Linked DNA regions of Homo sapiens: regions 1 and 2 are each linked to region 3. A link is an interaction called in ENCODE POLR2A ChIA-PET data of the cell type or tissue named here. Cell type or tissue: Panc1. All regions are shown on one strand.

Region 1 (2,500 bases), 440 kb after region 3:
TGTCAAGGAAGTAATGAGTCAGCACCGGGGACCTACTATGTGCCGTTCACAACTTGATACTTTCGTGAACGGATTGTCTCAGAGAGGAGGAAATCATGACTCAGAGAAATTATGTAAATCACTGAAGATCCAGGATTTGAACTTTGGTTCATTTGATTGCAGATTTCTTTCTACTACTTTGTGATGCCGCCTTGTGCTGAAATCGTGGAGAATGGGGGATACTCTGGATTGAACTGGGGAACTCATGGTATCCAGCTAACTGGCCTGAAAACCCAAGTACCCTTGATCTGGAGGTGTTTGGGGAGAGGAAGAATGATGGTTAGAATAGAGGAATCGAGGAGAGAGACATCAGGAGTTGCTCAGACTGTTTCCGTTTCATGGAAAGGGAATTTTGTGCCATGTCATGTAGTCCATGGTGGTGGTTCGGAAGAAGTGGGTCCTGAATTCATCTGCTACCAGTTACCCAATGAAGGAAAATGGGAGAAATGTGGCATATGGGATTTTACAAAACACGTTTTTCTTTTATTTTGAGACATGGCCTTACTCTGTCACCTAGGCTGGAGTGCAGTGGTACAGTCATAACTCACTGCAGCCTCGACCGCCCAGGCTCAAGCAATCCTCCTGCCTCAGCCTCCTGAGTAGCTGGGAATACAGGTGTGTGCCACCATGCCTGGATAGTTTTTTAAATATTTAGATTTTTTTTGTAGAGATGAGGTCCCACTATGCTGCTCAGGCTGGTCTCGAACTCCTGAGCTCAAGCGATCCTCCAAGCTTGGTCTCCCAGAGTGCTGGGATTACAGGCGTGAGGCACCTGGCTTCACAAAAACACACGTTTTGTTTGTTTGTTTGTTTGTTTCTTAATTTGGACCAATATAGGAAAAATTTTAAATTTTTTTTTTAGGCAAAGGGACTAAAAACAAAAACCTCAAATCTATTATCATCTTCACAACATATAAGAAGAGACATTTGCAAATCAAAATAATAAATAAATTAAAAACAAGTCAAGAAAATGGGCTAATAAGACAGCAAAGAAAGAACCTTCCACTTGTCTATTATATAGTTAGGTTAGATTTAAGATGTTTGAATCATGGAAAATGACAGCGTAAGTTTCTTGATATTTGTCAGTTTGGGAATTTTTATTTAGTAGTGCAACATTAAGAGAAGTTTGACTGTCCAGCTTGTTTCATGCCTTTTTCTTTTAAAATCACAGTTACTGTTGGGAGTCCATTTTGACAGATTTTGATGAAAACAGTATCAACAAGCATTGTAATTTCACTCAATATGGAATATTCTGGTGGATGGCAAAAGGGGAGTGAGAACAGTTCTTAGGCTTTCAGTTCCGTGGCCAGGCCAGGAAGAAAGCAGGAGTAGCAGCTCCTGTGTGTGACTGGTGAGGGCTGCAGGAAGGGGCTGCAAGGACCTGTCTGCCAGTGCTTCCTATGTGGGGTGGGGCTGGATACTGCACAGCACCCTTCCTGCCCAATATGGAACGGGTAGGAGTCTTACTTGAGAGGGATGCTGTGGATGGTAAAAACTTTCATCTTGGCCGGGACTGATATTTAGGAGAGCCCCTCTTGTAAAGGAATTATCCTGTTTGGTTCTCCAAAAAGAGATCTACAGGAGAAGGCACAGACAAAGGCCCCATTGTTTTCTCCAGGGCAGCTGTTCATTGCGTTGGTGCTGGGAGGGGTGTGGGAAGCTTGCCCGACTCAGGCCTAGGTGCTCAGATGTGGGAGTGGTCCTGCCGTTCAGCCCTATTATTTTCTTCTGAGCCTTTCTTGTGGGGTCTTTTTGCAAACTGCATTTTCCTCCAAGCAGCAGAATCTTAGCTTCACCTTTTTTGTGGTCTTGGTGCCCTGGAATTTTGGTGAATGCTGAGTGCCTGGGAACAGAAAAGCCTGAAAGCACCTTGGGAACTCCCCAAGTCCCCTCTCTTTTGTCCAAGAGAATACCTACTTCTGCCTTTCCAGGGGCTGTGCTGGGGGAAGTGTGTGTGTTGGCCTCTCTGGAGAAGGGCATGCTGGCTTCCCTGGCCTGTTTACATTAGTCTCATTCTCGCTGCCCTTGATTACAAATGAGGCATTGGGCGGGGGATTTCCCTGCTTCCAGGGAGGTCACTCCTTCCTTTTGTCTGTGCTCTCAATTTTTCCACCTGGGGAAGAGCTGCCTTGAAAAAAAACCCCAAAACTCCCCTTAGCTTAACTCCTTGTCTCATAGACTGTCCAGTAAGTGGATCAGTTCATAATCAGGAAGCAATTCATCTGTCTCCTGAAATTCCCTTCCCCTGGGTTCTCTTAGTCCTTTTCTCATTCTCCTGTCTCTGCTGTAGTTATCAGCACTCCTTCCTAACAAAACAGTGTTCCCAACCCAGAGTCTGGTCTGCTCCTGGGTGCTTCTTGAGCTGAGGTGTTGATGCAAGGGTTCTGGACCTTAGGAATGTGTGTCCTGGCACTTTGAGTAGAATGGAAACCCTTTGAGGTTAAGAGCTCCAGGTTTTTTC
Region 2 (2,500 bases), 1.5 Mb before region 3:
AGTCTAGTCTCTGTTATAAAGGATTGGTTTGAAAGTGCATTAGTCTGTGCAGGCTGCTATAACAAAATACCATAAAACAGGTAGCTTTTAAGCTGCAGTAATTTAGTTTTGGCAGTTTTGGAGGCTGGAAAATCCAAAATAAAAACACCAACAGGCTGGGCGTGTGGCTCACACCTATATCCCAGCACTTTGGGAAGCTGAGGTGGGTGGATCACTTGAGGTCAAGAGTTGAGACCAGCCTGGCCAACATGGTGAAACCCCATCTCTACAAAAAATACAAAACAAATTAGCTGGGCATGGTGGTGGGCGCCTGTAATGCCAGCTGCTCAGGAGACTGAAGCAGGAGAATCGCTTGAACCTGGGAGGTAGAGGTTGCAGTGAGCCAAGATCATGCCACTGCACTCCAGCCTGGGCTACAGAGTGAGACTCCATCTCAAAGAAAAAAAAAAAAAAACACCAACAGATTCAGTGTCTGATGAGGGCCCTTGTTCTGATACATAAATTGTGCCTTCTTGATGTACCCTCACATGGCAGAAGGAGCAAACAAGCACCTCGGGCCTCTTTCATGAGATAATTAATCCCATTGATGAGGGTTCTGTCCTCAGGATTTAATTACCTCCCACTAAGGGCCCCCATTTCTTAATACAGTCAGCTTGGGGGTTAGAATTTCAACGTATGAATTTAGGGGAGACACAAGCTTTCAGACCGTAACAGAGAGGTGTTTTTCTTGTTTTTTTTGGTTTTTTTTTTTGTTTTTTTTAAGGCATATTCTCAGTTTGGGTGTGGTGGCGTGTACCTGTGGCCCTGGCTACTCAGAAGGCTGAGGAAGGAGGATCCCTTGAGCCTGAGAGTTTGAAGGTATAGTGAACTATGAACATGCCATTGCACTCCAACCTGAGCAACAGAGAAAGATGCTGTCTCTAAAAAAAATGATAAATGAAAAATAAAAATAATAGGCCACGTTTATTGTTACTTGTCAGTATTTATATTATTCCTTTGATCAAAAGGAACAGGCTTTTTAGGAGCAGGATTTGATGGGTGGAGTTAGGGGGAAGTTTTAAAATTCTCTTGATTGAAGCATGGTGTGACCACAATTGATTTATCAATTTCTGAACTTGGCCTTCTGGATCCATCTGTTCCTCACCCCCATCTCCCTCCCATGCCTATTTTTGTCCTTGGCTTTTAATCTTTCTCTTCCTCCTTCTCTTCTTGGTCTCGCTCTTGCTTACACTCTCTGCAATTTTTGCATAGCATAAAGGCACCCAGTGAAGGGTTTAAGATCTTCTGAAATCTACTGTACCATATCCACTAAACAAGCTTTGGGTATTGGTGAGTGAGTTTGCCCCAGTCTACAGGCTAGCAGAGGCCCTACCTGATTCCTGGCTTACTATTAGCCCACTGCCAATTTATACGTGTATAGTGACTCTCCAGCCTAGTGTGACACTTCCTGTTTTTGGTTCTTGGGTCGGGCAGATATCTAGCTCTGGTTTAATGTATTGTGGAGTTATCCTGGGGCATTTTTCTGATTGACTTGAGATCGTATGAGTGCTAGTATAGCATATAGGCTCTATAACCCATACTGCCTAGTCTCAAATCCCAACTCTGTCATGTACTCATTTCTCTGTGCCTCAGCTTCCTTGTCTGTAAAGAGAGAATAGTAATATCAACCATCTCCTGTGGTGGTGTATACATGTAAAACACTTAGAAAAGTATAAAAGATGGTAAGCACTTAGTGTTTATTGATTATGAGTTCACCCATGATCTTGTTGGAGAGAGACCCACGTCACTTCTACCACCCTAATAATTTAACAAATGTTTATTGAATGACCATAATGTATCACACACTATGCTGGGAAGAACATAGAGATGAAGCAAAAACTAATGCTAACTTCAATGAGCAACATTTGGTTTATAGATAGTAATGATGGCAAAGGAGTAGCTTTTTATTTAAATAATCATTTATAGGCCAGATGAGGTGGCTCACGTCTGTAATCCCAGCACTTTGGGATGTTGAAGTGAGGGGATTGCTTGAGCCCTGGAGTTCAAGACCAGGCTGGGCAATATCGCCAGACCCCATCTCTTAAAAAAAGTAGTTCTTTACTGTTGCCTCTATTGACTCTTGAATGCAAGAAAGAACATTTGCCCTTTGACTTCTAATATTATCTTATATTCTCTCTTCTTCAAAAGATCAGAAGCACATGCTGTAAACATCAATCATGATCATCTTTGTCTCCCTTATCAGATTGTCAAAATTATATCTTTTCCTATTTTCCTGCATACCTTATCTTTTTCCTAAATTCTCAGTTCTCCAAGTTCTCAGAAATCATAACTTCAGACCTTGAAATGATGACTCTGTTCCACCCCCATCCGGCTTTTATATGAAATACATGTGTATATATAGGTAAAGACGGAGTCTTGCTATGTTACCCAGGCTGGCCTCAAATTCCTGGGCTCAAGCCTTCCTCCAATCTTGGTATCCCTTTGAGTACAGGCGTGAGCC
Region 3 (2,500 bases):
AGCTGCCCCCAATTCAGAATATTAAATTAAGCATACCTTGCTTTGTATAGCTTGTTTTACATCTTACAATATACTTTCACACACATTTAAGTAAATTAACTTTTTTATTTTTTTGAGACAGAGTCTTGCTTTGTCATCTAGTCTGGAGTGCAGTGGCGTGATCTCGGCTCACTGCAACCTCTGCCTCCTGGGTTCAACCAATTCTCCTGCCTCAGCCTCCTGAGTAGCTGGGATTACAGGTGCCCGCCATTGCGCCCAGCTAATTTTGTATTTTTGGTAGAGACAGGGTTTCCCCATGTTGGCCAGACTGGTCTTGAACTCCTGACCTCGTGATCCACCCCAACTCGGCCTCCCAAAGTGCTGGGATTACAGGCATGAGCCACCGCGCCCAGCTAATTTTGTGTTTTTAGTAGAGACAGAGTTTCACTATGTCGGTCAGGCTGGTCTGGAACTCCTGACCTCAGGTGATCCACCCGCCTCGGCCTCCCAAAGTTCTGGCATTACAGGCATGAGCCACGGCGCCCAGTAGCTTTTCTGTTTAGTAGAGAAATGTTGGATTTGATAAATGAGGATGGAAGACAAGAAAAGAATGAAGTAGAGGCACAGGAGGAAGCCATGTGGTGAGACAGCACAATGAATGTTGACTTTCTGGTTCTGAGAGTCTTGTGTTCTGCTATTTGTTAGCAGCACGCTGGGCAACATAGCCCTACTGTTAGCTCATATGGTGGTTTTGGATGAAGTAGAAAAGGATGTCGCTGGGCACGGTGGCTCATGCCTGCAATCTCAGCACTTTGGGAGGCCAAGGCGGATTGCCTGAGCTCAGGAGTTCAAAACCACCCTGGGCAACATGGTGAAACTCCATTTCTACTAAAAATACAAATAATAATAATAATAATACCAGGGTATGGTGGAGCGCTCCTGTAATCCCAGCTACTTGGGAGGCTGAGGTGAGAGAATCGCTTGAGCCCGACAGGCCGAGGTTGCAGTGAGCCAAGATCGCACCACTGTACTCTGGCCTGGGAGACAGAACGAGACTCCATCTCAAGAAAAGAAAAAGAAGATGCCCCTTTCTTTTTTCTTTGTAGAGATGGCAGTGGGGGTGCTGGGTCTCACTGCATTGCCAAGGCTGGTCTTGAAATTCTGGGCTGAAGCAATCCTCACAGCTAGGCCTTCCAAAGTGCTGGGACTACAGGCACGCACCACTGCGCCTGGCCAGGTGCCTCTTTCTTAAGATATTTTACTGCCATCTGTTGGAAAACTGTCGTCAACCATATAAATTAATAATGAGTACAATGATGGTGTCTCATGGTACCATGTACACAAATATGAGCAGCAGCTCTGCCTGTCAGCTGCAGGGCCCCTGGGGCCAGGTTACATATGCTGATAACTCACAACTTGAGTTTAGCAAACCTTGAGGGTGGCAGGCAGGAGTTGAGCCAGCAGGCCAAGGAGTGGCCCAGCTATATCACCCCAGGGTCCCAGCCTCAAAGGTGGTCAGTTGAGTTGCTTCTCACTTTATTGTCTTGCCCATGGCAGCCCAGGTAGGTTGTTTTGGTGGGGGCTTTTGGCAGTTCCAACGTTTGTCAAAACCTACTACATGGGAGTGGTGTTTTTTCTAGGTGAAGTTTGTATAGGCTTACCAAAAAAAAAATCTATGTATTTTACATTTCACGGGAATTATATTACCTTTTATGGTCCACATATCTGTATTAATTACAAGATCTGGGACCAGGAGCAGTGGCTCACACCTGTAATTCCAGCGCTTTGGGAGGTCAAGGCAAGCAGATTGCTAGAGGCCCAAAGTTACAGACCAGCCTGACCAACATAGCAAAACCCCGTCTCCACTAAAAATTTAAAAATTAGGCCAGGCGTGGTGGCTCATGTGTGTAATCCCAGCACCTTGGGAGGCCAAGGTGGGTGGATCACCTGAGGTCAGGAGTTTGAGACCAGCCTGGCCAACATGGCAAAACCCTGTGTCTACTAAAAATACAAAAATTAGCTGGGTGTGGTGGCATGCACATGTAATCCCAGCTACTCGGGAGGCCGAGACAGGAGAATTGCTCAAACCCCGGAAGCAAAGGTTGTAGTGAGCGAAGATCCCGCCACTGCACTCCAGCCTGGGCGACAGAGCAAGATTCCCTCTCAAAAAAAAAAAAAAAAAAAAAAAAAAAAGGCCGGGCATGGTGGCTCACTCCTGTAATCCCAGCACTTTGGGAGGCCTAGGTGGGTGGATAACAAGGTCAGGAGTTCGAGACCAGCCTGACCAACATGGTGAAACCCCCGTCTCTACTAAAAATACAAAAATTAGCTGGTCGTGGTGGCGAGCACCTGTAATCCCAGTTATTCAGGAGGCTGAGGCAGGGTAATCGCTTGAACCCAGGAGACGGAGGTTACAGTGAACCAAGATCATGCCACTGCACTCCAGCCTGGGTGACAGAGCGAGACTCCATCTCAAAAAAAAAAAAATTAGCTGGGCGTGGTGGCGGGCGCCTGTAATCCC

The links. ChIA-PET counts read pairs that join two places held together with the same protein. Peaks named below come from ENCODE experiments on the same cell type or tissue, not always from the same donor. Only the 100,000 strongest peaks of a DNase experiment are listed, where the experiment ranks them.
Region 1: POLR2A ChIA-PET joins it to region 3 with 6 read pairs; 1 of 35 experiments calls an interaction of 5 or more read pairs at or near these places.
Region 2: POLR2A ChIA-PET joins it to region 3 with 6 read pairs; 1 of 35 experiments calls an interaction of 5 or more read pairs at or near these places.

The regions. Positions count from the first base shown.
Region 1 is chr11:8,839,679-8,842,178 of GRCh38, reverse strand. It overlaps a transcript of DENND2B not described here. Among named protein-coding and RNA genes, the nearest start is that of DENND2B, 30 kb to the right of the region's middle. In Panc1, no CTCF peak of the experiment used is centred here; no DNase peak of the experiment used is centred here; H3K4me3 peaks cover 343 bases; H3K27ac peaks cover 1,967 bases.
Region 2 is chr11:10,824,008-10,826,507 of GRCh38, reverse strand. No RefSeq gene overlaps it. Among named protein-coding and RNA genes, the nearest start is that of EIF4G2, 16 kb to the right of the region's middle. In Panc1, no CTCF peak of the experiment used is centred here; no DNase peak of the experiment used is centred here.
Region 3 is chr11:9,275,536-9,278,035 of GRCh38, reverse strand. No RefSeq gene overlaps it. Among named protein-coding and RNA genes, the nearest start is that of TRL-CAA5-1, 1.5 kb to the right of the region's middle. In Panc1, no CTCF peak of the experiment used is centred here; a DNase peak (open chromatin) is centred at 1,243.